Linked DNA regions of Mus musculus: region 2 is linked to region 1. A link is a loop called in an ENCODE intact Hi-C map of the cell type or tissue named here. Cell type or tissue: left cerebral cortex. All regions are shown on one strand. Each heading gives the region's core, and the rest is flanking DNA. Links, peaks and the distances in the headings are about the cores only.

What was found. A loop is a pair of places that touch in the nucleus more often than their neighbours do. Peaks named below come from ENCODE experiments on the same cell type or tissue, not always from the same donor. Only the 100,000 strongest peaks of a DNase experiment are listed, where the experiment ranks them.
Region 2: it touches region 1 in a loop (3-fold over the local background); 2 of 42 quality-filtered maps call a loop at or near these places.

The regions. Positions count from the first base shown.
Region 1 is chrX:12,701,935-12,706,934 of GRCm38, forward strand. It overlaps Med14 (mediator complex subunit 14), which reads right to left. Exons shown (of 31, transcript NM_001048208.1): 17 at 4,598-4,758; 18 at 4,365-4,511; 19 at 3,154-3,245; 20 at 1,817-1,969; 21 at 1,279-1,548. It overlaps Gm52422 (a long non-coding RNA gene), which reads left to right. Exons shown (of 2, transcript XR_003953047.1): 2 at 1-4,014. Among named protein-coding and RNA genes, the nearest start is that of Gm52422, 7.4 kb to the left of the region's middle. In left cerebral cortex, for the core only: no CTCF peak of the experiment used is centred there; a DNase peak (open chromatin) is centred at 3,060.
Region 2 is chrX:13,150,741-13,158,714 of GRCm38, forward strand. Usp9x (ubiquitin specific peptidase 9, X chromosome) reads left to right here. Exons shown (of 45, transcript NM_009481.2): 33 at 530-703; 34 at 3,352-3,493; 35 at 5,254-6,007; 36 at 6,929-7,052. Among named protein-coding and RNA genes, the nearest start is that of Usp9x, 83 kb to the left of the region's middle. In left cerebral cortex, for the core only: no CTCF peak of the experiment used is centred there; no DNase peak of the experiment used is centred there.

The sequences.
Region 1 (5,000 bases), core at 1-5,000:
TCCAATGTAGAAAACAAAGCAGCAGAGCTTCAAACATTCTACAAAAAATGATCGTAGTCTAGAATTCTATACCTAGGCACTCTCAGTTAAATGAAGGTAAACTAAAAACACTGTCAAACATACAAGGTCTCCAATAACCTCCATGGACTTCAACCAATCTCCTATGTACCTTCTTCCAGGCAGCTACTATAGCAGGCATACTACAAAAATCAGCAATGTAAGAGAAAGAAATGGGATGTGTAATGGTTAACCTGACTGTTAGCATGAGGAATGTAGAGTCACACAGAAGACAAACTTCTGAATGGGCTTCTGAGGGTGGTTCCAGAGAATTAAGATCACACATCCTGAATGTGAGTAACAGATTTTACGGAGCCTGGGAGACTGAACTAAATAAAGGAGGAAGCAACCTGCTCTGCTTCCTGACTGTGAGCACAACAGAGCAACACACCTCAAGCTCCTGCTCTCATGTGTTCCCAGGAGCCACACTAATCCCAACCGAGTTTTGACTAGGGTTTTTTGTTTGTTTGCATGTAGACCTGTGAGAACACATTTTTGCATGAGTGCAGTTCCATGTGGAGGCCCAAAAGGACAAGTATCTTCAGAACAACAAGAATACTAAACAAACAGACAAACAAACAAACAAACCCCTACGAAATCACAATTGCTACATAACCTTATTGTAAAACCAGGAGAAAGGCCAATGTATTTACTTATATACTAGGAGCAGCCTGAAGGAAGAAAGAGTAAGTGAAACCAAGTTTTCAAAGTTGTAAGCACTCCCTTTTGAGGGTGAGAATTACTCAACAAGTGACAGCGTACCTTGGTACTCAGAGATACAGCTATATAAACACAAAGAGTAGCAGCTACCTGACAAGTGCTGACAAGTGACAACAGTTTTCTCTGAGGAGCAGGAACACACCAGGAGTAGGGTAAGGGAGCAAGTTTTCAGAAGCAGCCTTTAGAACTATTTGACTCTCCAAACATCTTTCATGAGGATCTCAAGCAATAAAGTCTTCCTTTAAAGTCCCAATAAGCAAATATTATGCTCTTTCATATTCCCAAACTTATTAACCAGAGAATGAGGAAACAAGGGGCTTCCCAACATTTCATGTACAAAGACACAGAACTTACTGCAAACCCTAGCTCCTCCAAAATGAGGTTGCAGAGAAGATATAGCAACTGTATTGCTTACTAAATTCGAATGGGACATTTCTCCCTCAAAGGAATGGTTTTCGAGAATATATTTATTCTATTATTCCCTAACGAGGAAGTGTGTACCTTTAATCCTGGTGCAGGATAGAAGCCTTCAACTAACTTGCTGTTATCAAAAAGACTATAGGCACCGTCCCGTATTGCCACGACGCCTCGACTACGGCAGTATATGTCAATGCAGTACATGTTCCTGAAGGCCAGTCTGATGTGGGTGGATGATTGTGGTAAAATGGAGAAACACTGGTAGGCGGTGTTAGTTCTCTGGGTCAAGCCCAACATTGGAACAGTAGGGAGTTTGTTGATAGCATTTAATGGTGCCTGAGTATCAAACAAAACCTGGAAGAAACAGAGATATCACCCAGTTGTCATGTAACTGCAGAAAACTTACAATTTTCTGTCTCATTGTCACAAATGAACATTCTGGGACATTCTAGAAAAGTTTCTTTTGAAGTGCACTAGATCATTTTAATTAAGTTCTCCAGGCAGAGTTTAAACCATGTAAGACAAAAACATCCATCTTCGTCATTAAAAGAGAAATGCAGATAATTTTAGGTGTTTTGCATAGCATACTACTAGTACATCTTAAGACAGAGAACTTAATTACCTGTAATAACTGAACCACATTTGGTGTTTTGTTGAACATTTCTTGAAGTTGATGGAGAATGGTATTGTGACAGTTACTGCAACCTGAGTTTGGGCCAACTGTTCCCAACGCAATGTGAAATTTCTGATGAATGGAGTTCCACTGAATACTAATCTAGAGCAAAGAGAGCACATGTGAAACAAACTGCAAAGTAACAGATTCCAGGTGCAAACCATGATAAAGATAAGTCAGCAAGCATCAAAGGAGGGCTTCTTGTAAAAATGAGTAATGTGCTAAGATTTGCTCCCAATCTCCAAATATGATATTTATATAGATCAACAGAGCCTATGAGCATACATATCATCTCCCTTTTATTATATAAACTAGAAATATAAATCTTTTAAATAGAAAATGCAACTCTTGAGATTTAAAGATTTATTTCAATGCAGAGTCATATTCTCAATGCCATCAACTAAGGTAGCAAGCACTGTTATAATAAAAAGGGAAAATCCTCAAACACATGTTCATTCAATTACTAATAATTTCAGACATTACTAGTTATAGAAGTGTCTAGAGAGAAACGAATACAAGTGTTGTACAAGTCTCTATGTGTACCATGTCCATGGCTGGTGTCCGAGAAACCCTGGGACTGGAGTTACAGATGGTTGCTGGATCCTCTATGAGACCAGTACAGCCTCTCAATCACTGAGTCCTCTCTTTAGTTCCCAACTCATTTTTAAGGAAAAGAAGTATAGATTACAGGGAATATACTTAGGATTAAGATACGAATAAAGACTGAATATTTTCGTATAACTCAAACCAAAGACAAACTGTATTTCTCAAAGCCATTCATATAAAGTTAAACATGAATCCCAATTGAAGTCTGTGAAGGAAAAAATGTCAAGAGTGCTTGTTTTAAAATCAAGATCATATGCTCTAAAGACACTATAATTTATTTTTCAGTTTTAAAGAATTAAGCATATATCACACTTTTATTTCAGCAGAGCATTTAAAATTGATGTTCCTCGAGCCTTTATTTAAGGCAGTTTTCTTTCCTTTGTTTCTTTTCCAAGCTGCAGTGTCTGGCAACTATCATTTAAGTTCTTAATTTTTAAAAGATAAATAAGAAAGGAACCTCCATTTTTCAATATTTATTTTTATTTTATTTCATGTGCATTGATATTTTGCCTGCATGGATGAGGGAGTCAGATCTTGGAACACAAACTGCTGTGAGCTGCTATATGGGGGCTGGCTGGGAACTGAATCCAGGTTTTCTGAAATACTGACAGTGCACATAAGCACTAAGCCATTTATTTCTCCAGGCCACAGAACAACCATGTTTTAATTCATATACTTACTGAGCTTCCTTTGGTGGTTCCATAACATAAGATAAGCTTTCGATAATTATAAACACGAACTTCTGAGAAAATATTCAGATGAGCAGGTATTTCTAAGCAGAAACAAACAAAATGCATATTGATCGGACACGGACATGTTTAAGAAGCAGGTATGAAAAGTAGAGCATTTTGGCAAATCATATGCCTAGTTTGGTTGTGATACGGTCTCCTTGAACCCCACATTGTCCCTCAGAGTCTCTGTGTACTAAGGGTGATGGATATACGCCTCGATCTTGCTGCTTTTCCCTACCAAGTGTCATGATTGCAGGCCCACATCACCATGCCCGTTTGATTGTTTGCCAAGGCAGTGGCAGAATCAAAAGCATGTAAAGCCAGCACAGAGAAGGTGAGCCATGGAAAAGGTCTAGCACAGTGGCTAATACAGCAAGGCACTTTCTCTGTCCTGGCCTTCTCTGCTCTCAGTTCATGCCAAGAAAAGCTCTTACACAAAGTGAAGTTTTTAAGTCTCTGTGAAATGTTTTTGTCATCTGTAAAATAGGGGATAGCTATTTCCTAAGTAGCTGTGCAATTAAATGTGCTAGTGTTGGGACACAATCAAAGAATGGAGCCGTATGAGAATTCTGAGTGTTATGACCTCAGTGTCTTCAAAAACAGCATCATTCTTGGAATGTGCTTTTGTGCCCATCTGAGTTGACTTCAGATTATTCGTTCCAACTATTGTTGTTTCTGTGCCTCTGTGGAAAACATGTTTTGCCACATGTGACTTCCATTGTAATTGTATACTTTACTTATATGATACTATCTAACCCTTGTGGTATACATAATATGATGCTCTGAATAAAATTGGCTATTTATTATTTATTATTTATAAAGTCTGCCTCATTTATTGGCTCCATTCTCTCAGGTCCTCTTAGAGTGGTATCATGCTGACACAGCACAATGTTTATTAGCTTGCATGCTCACAGTAGATGAGGACTATATTATAACACAAAAGTATATTACTCACAAGTCTGTCTATGTGCCCAAATTTCTAGAAATAAAAGAAATTTAACAGTTTTTCCGCCGGAGAAAGAGAGACTATACACTGCGGTAAAGAAGACAATTTTCCTTAGATACTTTTGGCTGTATTTTTTTAAAACACTGTACAGGTTTTACTTTTTCTGTTACATGAAGGAGGTATTTTCATTTAAAAGGAAGACTATTACATGTACCTGGTAGAGAACGTGCAAATTCCAACACACACTCGTATAAACGGGCAATGCTACTCCAGTCATTAAGAAACATTTCAACTACTTTTCTGCCACCAACAGGTTCAGACAACAAATTTTCATACGTCAGGTAAACATGTCGGGATGGTCCTAAAGGATTCAAAGGAAAAAACTAATAGTAACCAATACTTTTAAAAATATGGACATAAGCAAAAACACAGTGTGAAAGATCTTACCTTGCTCCCTGGTGGAAGTGCCATTAAGCGGACAATTTGCAAACACTAATTCAGCCACCCAAGTGCGGTTATTTCTACCTTGTAATCGGAAAGTGCAATCAAGAAGAGAGCGGTCCAGAGCCTTCTGTGTTTCCTCACTTATTCCTTTACAGGGAGGAATCCTGTGATGAAAGATGACACATGAGATGTATGTTATGCACAAAGACAAAGCACAAAGTAAAAATGACACACAGGGTATGACATGACAACAGAGCTTTAGGTCCAACATGGCTTCTAGATCCCTTCTACAATGCAACAGTTCCCAGCAATTGGTAATATTTAGCCCACATCAGATGACATCAACCTATATTAGGACTCTCATTTTAACCCCCCAACCCCCAAACCCAAAGACAGTGTTTCTATT
Region 2 (7,974 bases), core at 1,836-6,835, 450 kb after region 1:
AATGGCTATTCTCAGTTTGTGTTATATACATATGTAGGAATGATAATTTTGGAATTAGTTTATCTAAGTCCTTAGAACACTGAAAAGAGATTAAATAGAATAAATTAAATAGAATAAATCAAGCTTTTCTTTTTTCACATAGAAAAATCAGCTTAATGAATGTACATGTACACATTCTTTTTGTCTAATCCAAAATGTGGCAAAATGCTTAGTGATAAGATCCACCATCTCATTTTAATGGCATCTACAGCTGAGTTCAAAATGCATGTGTATGTCACACTATCTGAAGCAACAACCTTTCTTTCTTAGGGCTATGCTGTTTACCAACCATACCATTAGTTCTGTGGCAATTCTTTGCCATTTTAATACCACTTTTACTATGGGTCTCACTGTCCCCCTCAATATCTGGACATAAAGACTTTTTTGTGTTTCCTACTTGCTCCATAATTGCCTTACCCACAACTGTAAGAAACAAAATGTTGTATTGTGGTTGTCACATGTTACATGTTATATTCCATTCATTTCTCAGGCTTTGGGGTGAGCCTGTCAATCTTCGTGAACAACATGATGCTTTAGAGTTCTTTAATTCTTTGGTGGATAGTTTAGATGAAGCTTTAAAAGCCTTAGGGCATCCAGCTATGCTAAGTAAAGTCTTGGGAGGTTCCTTTGCTGATCAGAAAATTTGCCAAGGCTGCCCACATAGGTAAGTGCTAATATATAATACTGTGATATGCTAATAAGAATAAAATCTTTACTAGTGCTAATATGAAAATGGAATATGCCACTATTAAACTCCTACAACTGAATAAGTACAGTGAATATCTTAATACTGTTTGATGGTTTTTTGTTTGTTTTGTTAAATAACTTGATTTCTTTTGGTGTTTTTAATGTCTTACTATTTCATACTTTTAATTCTTTTATATTTTCCTAAGGAACTAAGATGACAATTTGCATAATGACTAGAGATATTACTTCCACGTTTGCCTTTTATCTTAGAATTTAGTTACTGTAGATACACTGAGTTTAGAGGATGACAGGCTACAGGTGTTATTTTTTTAATGAGATAATCACTTTTGAAACAATATCAGCTATTGCCATCTTTTCCCTACACACCTAATATCATCATATTAAGGTATGTATACATACAACATACTGTAAAAGTTAAGGTGAAAACGTCATATTTTGTTGTTGTTGTGATGGTTTTTATTTTTATTTTTTTTTTGAGACAGGGTTTCTCTGTGTAGCCCTGGCTGTCCTGGCACTCACTTTGTAGACCAGGCTGGCCTCGAACTCAGAAATCCGCCTGCCTCTGCCTCCCGAGTGCTGGGATTAAATGTGTGTGCCACCACCACCCGGAGGTTTTTAATTTTAAAGGAACTTTTAGTAAAGGGGCTTTTAATAACTCTTGTCTGTAGCTTGTCCCTAAGGCAGGAAGATTACAAAGGTTTAAGAATACCTATTAAAAATAGCTAAGGGACTGGTGCAGTAACTAGAGTCTTAAGAGCACTGACAGCTCTTGCAGGACTAGAGTTTCAGTTATGAGCACATAATGTTGGCTCACAACCATGAGTAACCTTAGTTTTGGCAGCTCTGATGACGACCTGGCCTCCTCAGGCAGTAGGCATGCATGTGGTACAGATACATAATACTCATAGTTAATAGAAGACAATCTATATCCATTCTCTCTGTATAAAATATTAAATATGCATTACTGACTGTCAAATCACACCAACGTTCTATTACAGTGCTATAAGGAAATCTGTTACTGTGTGTGTGTGATAATTTAAAAATTGGAGGCGCTAGAGGGAGGTCCAACTTAATAAGAACTGGCTGTTCTGCCGGGCGGTGGTAGCGCACGCCTTTAATCCCAGCACTTGGGAAGCAGAGGCAGGTGGATTTCTGAGTTCCAGGACAGCCAGGGCTCTACAGAGAAACCCTGTTTCAAAAAAAGAAACAACAACAACAAAAACCCTGGCTATTCTTGTAGAAGACCCAGGTTCAATTCCCAGCACCCACCTGGAGACATACAACTGTCTGTAACTCCATTTTCAGGAGATCTGACACCTCCTCCTGGCTTCTCTGGACACTGGGCATGTACAGTATATGTAGAGATACATACTGGCACATTCATTTTTGTAATAACATAAAATAAACTAGAGCTCAACAGTTACAAGCTCTTGCTGCTCTCCAGAGAACCAAGTTTAGTTCCCATGGCACACAAACTCCAAGGAATCCAACACCCTTTTCTGGCCTTGATAGGCATACAACACATGGCAGACACACAAACTTACACATAAATTTTAACAATAACAAATACTTTTTAATTGGGGGCAGTGAGGTGGTTCAGCTGGTAGAGGCATTTGGAGGTTCAAGTTGGCAAAGTGTCAGGAGAGAACCAACTTGACAAAGTTGTCCTCTCAACATGCATTGTATATGTAATAGCACCTGCAGCCACACACACTATAAATAGTGCATTTTAAAAAATAGTTTTCAGCCGGGCGGTGGTGGCGCACGCCTTTGATCCCAGCACTTGGGAGGCAGAGGCAGGCGAATTTCTGAGTTCGAGGCCAGTCTGGTCTACATAGTGAGTTCCAGGACAGCCAGAGCTACACAGAGAAACTCTGTCTCGAAAAACAAAACAAAAAAAATTCGTTTTCGGTCTGGTGAGATGGCTCAGCGGTTAAGAGCACGACTGCTCTTCCAGAGGTCCTGAGTCCAATTCTCAGAAACCACATGGTAGCTCACAACCGTCTGTAATGGAATCCGATGCCCTCTACTGCTGTGTCTGAAGATAGCTGCAGTGTACTCACATAAATAAAAATAAATAAATCTTTTTTAAAAAGAATTTGCTCACTCTATATATACATACTTAATTACTTTTGGTAGATTGGCATAATTGAGCACTTTCCACAGGGGCCCATAATTATTCTCAAAACAAATCACAACATGGTAGACTAAAAAGAGCTTAAGCTCAAGTAGCCCTGTCTTTTTGTTTGTTTGGCTTGGTTTTGTTTTTCCAAGACAGGTTTTTTTCTATGTATTCTTGGGCTGTCCTAGAACTAAAACAGGCTGAACTTGAACTCAGAGATTTGCCTGCCTCTGCCTCCCCCAGCTGGCCTATTTTCATTCCCACTTCACTCAAGTGTGGATGGTGATAGTTCTCAAGTAATTTTGTCACGAAGGCAAAGGACAGCATGTAATCAACCAGCATAGTGTAAATAACTAGGAAATGCCGTCAGTATTGGTAACATCCCATTACCTTAGAGGTTTCATTAACTATGTAAATAATGAGGTGTTTAGAGAACTGAAGAGTGAATCCTTTTCTGATAACTTCTTAAATAATATCTTTAGGTACGAATGTGAAGAATCTTTTACGACTCTGAATGTAGACATTAGAAACCACCAAAATCTTCTGGATTCTTTGGAACAGTATGTCAAAGGAGACTTACTAGAAGGAGCAAATGCTTATCATTGTGAAAAATGCAATAAAAAGGTATGAATTAATCTATTTAGATAACAATGGTACCTCTTAACTGAAAAGCTCTGGGTAGTCGATAGTTTCTAGTGAAGAAAAACAGTTTTCTTTAAGAGAGAGAGAGAGAGAGAGTGTGTGTGTGTATTTTAAAGGAAGAAATTTAAAAGGTAATACTAGAATAAACAAAATTGTAAAATTGTAATCGCTTAATACCTTTGTTTATATGAATTAATATGGGTACATTTGTTTCTGCCTAGAAACAAACTCCAGAGCTGATGGAGGAAAACATTTTTCCTCTTATATCCAGAATTGTTTTGCTGAAATTATTTTTTTAAATACAGTAAAAAAATTTTTTACCACCTGATTAGATTTTGTCCATTGGAACTTCTCTCTTCAAGGGAGAGGGACATTCATACTTAGGAATAGTAAATTATGTTTATCTTTTCTGCCTTCCAAACCATTTTACCTCTAAGTCACCTTTATTGTTTGGCCCCACACCACTTAGAGAAGGATGAAAGTCTGTACATTGGGATTATGGGGTATGAAACAACACCGTCTACCACTGTAGGTTTTGAGGCATGAGACAAGTTCCTAAACTTAGCAGGACACCCTATCTTAAGGTTCAGTAGTGCCATCTTAGGAGGATTGTAAGGATTAAATATGTTATCACCTGTATAATATTAACTACCTTCTAATTGCCCAATAAAAAGTAAACTATTCAGTTTGTTTACAGCAAACAACCTTAGTTGGAATAACTATAAATAACAAACAGTGGCTAAAGGCAAAGGTAGTATAGAAACTAGGCAGTAAATAATATGTAAAGGACTAATTTTTGCAATCTGTATTAACCGGTTATAGGCCATTTCCAGTTAATATTTACATCAACTTCACAGAAATATCTTAAGATTACAATTCAAGTAAATCTTATAAAAACTTGATGTGTAGTGCTTTTTAAGAGTTTGCTTAAGGGGCTGGTGAGATGGCCCAGCGGGTAAGAGCACTGACTGCTCTTCCAGAGGTCCCAAGTTCAAATCCCAGCAACCACATGGTGGCTCACAATCAACTGCAATGAGATCTGATGCCCTCTTCTGTTGTGTCTGAAGACAGCGACAGTGTACTTACATATAACAATAAATAAATCTTTTTTTAAAAAGTGACTTTGCTTAAGAGGCTAGAGAGAAAGCTCAGCCATGAAAAGTGCTTACTGCTTTTGTAAAGGACTTGGATTTAGTTTCCAACACCAATATGTCAGGCAGTTCACAGTCATCTATGGTTCCAGTTTCAGGGACTCTAATGCTCTTGTTTGGTCTCAGCCACCAGCACACACTTACACATAAAATTATTTACTCTAAGAGCTACATATAGTGATTTACAACTACAGAAGAAAAGCCCAAGTTCCAGGTTCAGGCCTGCCTAACTTCATAGTGCACTAATCTGAAGCCAACTGGAACTATAATATGAGGCCCCCTATCCCAAGGGAAAAAGATTTAAGAGAAAAAAGTTTACTTGGTCTCATGGTCTTGATGGTTCAAGCCTGTAACTTCAAATAGGAGACTGAGGCAAGAAGATCATACATTCAAGACCTGTCTGGGCTACAGAGCAAGTTCAAAGCCAGCCTGAGCTTAAGAGAATTAGAAATGTAGCTAAAGGATGACTGCTTGCTTAACATGTGTGACACCCTGGGTTAACTTTCAGATTTGGGGATGGTAGTGTTTGCTTGGATTTTGGTTTACTTTTTGCAATGGATTGTATCTATTAATTTTCTCTATTGATTTTAGGTTGATACTGTAAAGCGCTTGCTAATTAAAAAATTGCCTCCTGTTCTTGCTATCCAACTAAAACGATTCGATTATGACTGGGAAAGAGAATGTGCAATCAAGTTCAATGATTACTTTGAATTTCCTCGAGAGTTAGACATGGAACCTTACACAGTGGCAGGTGTTGCTAAACTGGAGGGAGATAATGTCAACCCAGAAAGTCAGCTGATACAACAGAATGAGCAGTCTGAAAGCGAGAAAGCAGGAAGCACAAAATACAGACTTGTGGGTGTGCTTGTGCACAGTGGTCAAGCAAGTGGCGGACATTACTATTCTTACATCATTCAGAGGAATGGAGGGGATGGTGAAAAAAATCGTTGGTATAAATTTGATGATGGAGATGTAACGGAATGTAAAATGGATGACGATGAAGAAATGAAAAACCAGTGTTTTGGGGGAGAGTACATGGGAGAAGTATTTGATCACATGATGAAGCGCATGTCGTACAGGCGTCAGAAAAGATGGTGGAATGCATATATACTTTTTTATGAACGAATGGACACAATAGGTCATGATGATGAGGTGATAAGATACATATCAGAGATTGCTATCACCACAAGGCCCCATCAGATTGTCATGCCATCCGCCATTGAAAGAAGTGTTCGGAAGCAGAATGTTCAGTTCATGCACAACCGAATGCAGTACAGTCTGGAATATTTTCAGTTTATGAAAAAGCTACTGACATGTAATGGTGTTTACTTAAACCCTCCTCCAGGTAAGTGTCAAGAGTTCGCTTCTTATAGCAAAGAGTAATTCTTATCTTTAAGATTTATTAGTAGGCTGTGTGTGCGTGAGTGCGTGTGCTGTTTTTTTAAGATAGGGTTTCTCTGTATAGCTCTGAATATCCTGGAAATCATGCTGTCGGCCAGGGTGGCCTCAAACTCAGAGATCACTTACCTTTGCCTCCCAAATGCTGGAATCAAAGGTGTGCACCACCATCGCCCTGCTATCTTTATTCATATCTATAAATGTTTTGCCTACATGTATGTCTGTGCTATATGCTTGAATTCTTGAGGAGGCCAGAAAAAGGTATTAGATTCCCCTGGGACTGGAGTTGCTGTGTGGGTGCTGGGAACTTACCCTTGGACCTCAGTAAGCCCAACAAGTGCTCTTGATTGCTGAGCCATCTCTCCAGTCTTCAGTCCCCTTTTTTTGGCAGGTGAAGGTGTGTGTGTTTGGTTGGTTTTTTTTTTTTTTTTTTTTTTTTAAGATGTTTCTTTGTCACCCTGGCTGTCCTAGAACTCAGAGGTCTGCCTGTCTCTGCTTCCGGAGTGCTAGAATTAAAGCTGTGTGCCACCATGCCCTACTTAAATATATAAAATTAACATTTTCATTTTGAAAGGATGTAAGTTGATGCTTTTGGCTAAAATTACATTTAAGATGATTTGTGTTTGAGTACTAAGTATTTATTGTTATACTGTTTGGAGATAAGTTTTTGTTTGTTCAAGCTGATTTTTGTTTAATGCATTAGTATAAAGCATTGTATTTGGCTCTAATATCAGTAATAATAATTTCATAAGTAGTCTAAGAAGAGTTTTAACAAAGTGAGAATGCAAAGTACAAACTTGTTTGAAAATGGGGCTTGAACAGACTTTTAAAATATGTGCATGTGGTTTTTTTTGTTTTTTTTTTTTAGGGCAAGATCACCTGTCTCCTGAAGCAGAAGAAATCACTATGATTAGTATTCAGCTTGCTGCTAGGTTCCTTTTTACTACAGGATTTCACACAAAGAAAATAGTCCGAGGATCTGCCAGTGATTGGTATCTTGTTTTGGATTTTTATTTCTGTTTAAGATTTGGTGGTGGTCTTTGTAGAGTGCTCTGTATTTTTTTTTCAGAATCACAAGACTTTTATTCAAACTTAAGAGGCAACATTTAAAAAGTATATAGTAATAAGAAATCATACTAAAATACTTGGCATAAATTCAAAGGGTAAAAATAGTATAGAGGCCATTATAATACCTTTTTAGCAATTGTTATTTACTCAGGGCCATTGATAGGGTTCAGTGGTGAAAGCTCTTGCCACCAAACCTTGACAAAACTGAGCTTAAGCCCAGAACCAACATGGTAGAAGGAGAGAACCTGCCAGGCAGTGGTGGTGTACGCCTTTAATCCCAGTACTCAGGAGGTATAGGCAGGTGGATTTCTGAGTTTGAGGCCAGCCTGGGATATACAGAGAAACTGTATCTCGGAGAGAAAAAAAAAGGATTCCTGCCAATAGAGTCCATTTCCCTCGCGTGCGTGCGTGTGTGCGTGCGTGCACGCGCACACACACACACACACACACACACACACACATGTGTAAAAAGCCTCTTTACATATCCAGAAGATACTATACTAAGGAAAGAAGTTATTTTTGTCATTTTTTTGGAGACAAGATTACTCTGTATAGATATCAGTATTTTGAAATTCACTCTGTAAACCAGACTGGCCTTGAACTAAGATTCCCAAATTCTGGGATTAAAGATTTAGAGGATTAAACCACCTCTGGCTAGTAGTGGATTTTTAAATACAAGCTTTTGCCAATTTTATAATTCCATAAGACTAGGCCAATCTATATAGTATCCATCTCTCTCCTCCTCCCCTCAATGTCCACTTCATCCTACCCCACCCCATACACACAGGGTTTACTATAAGAAAGGTGAACTGAATTGATAGTCTGATAGTTGTACTTTGTTTTGTT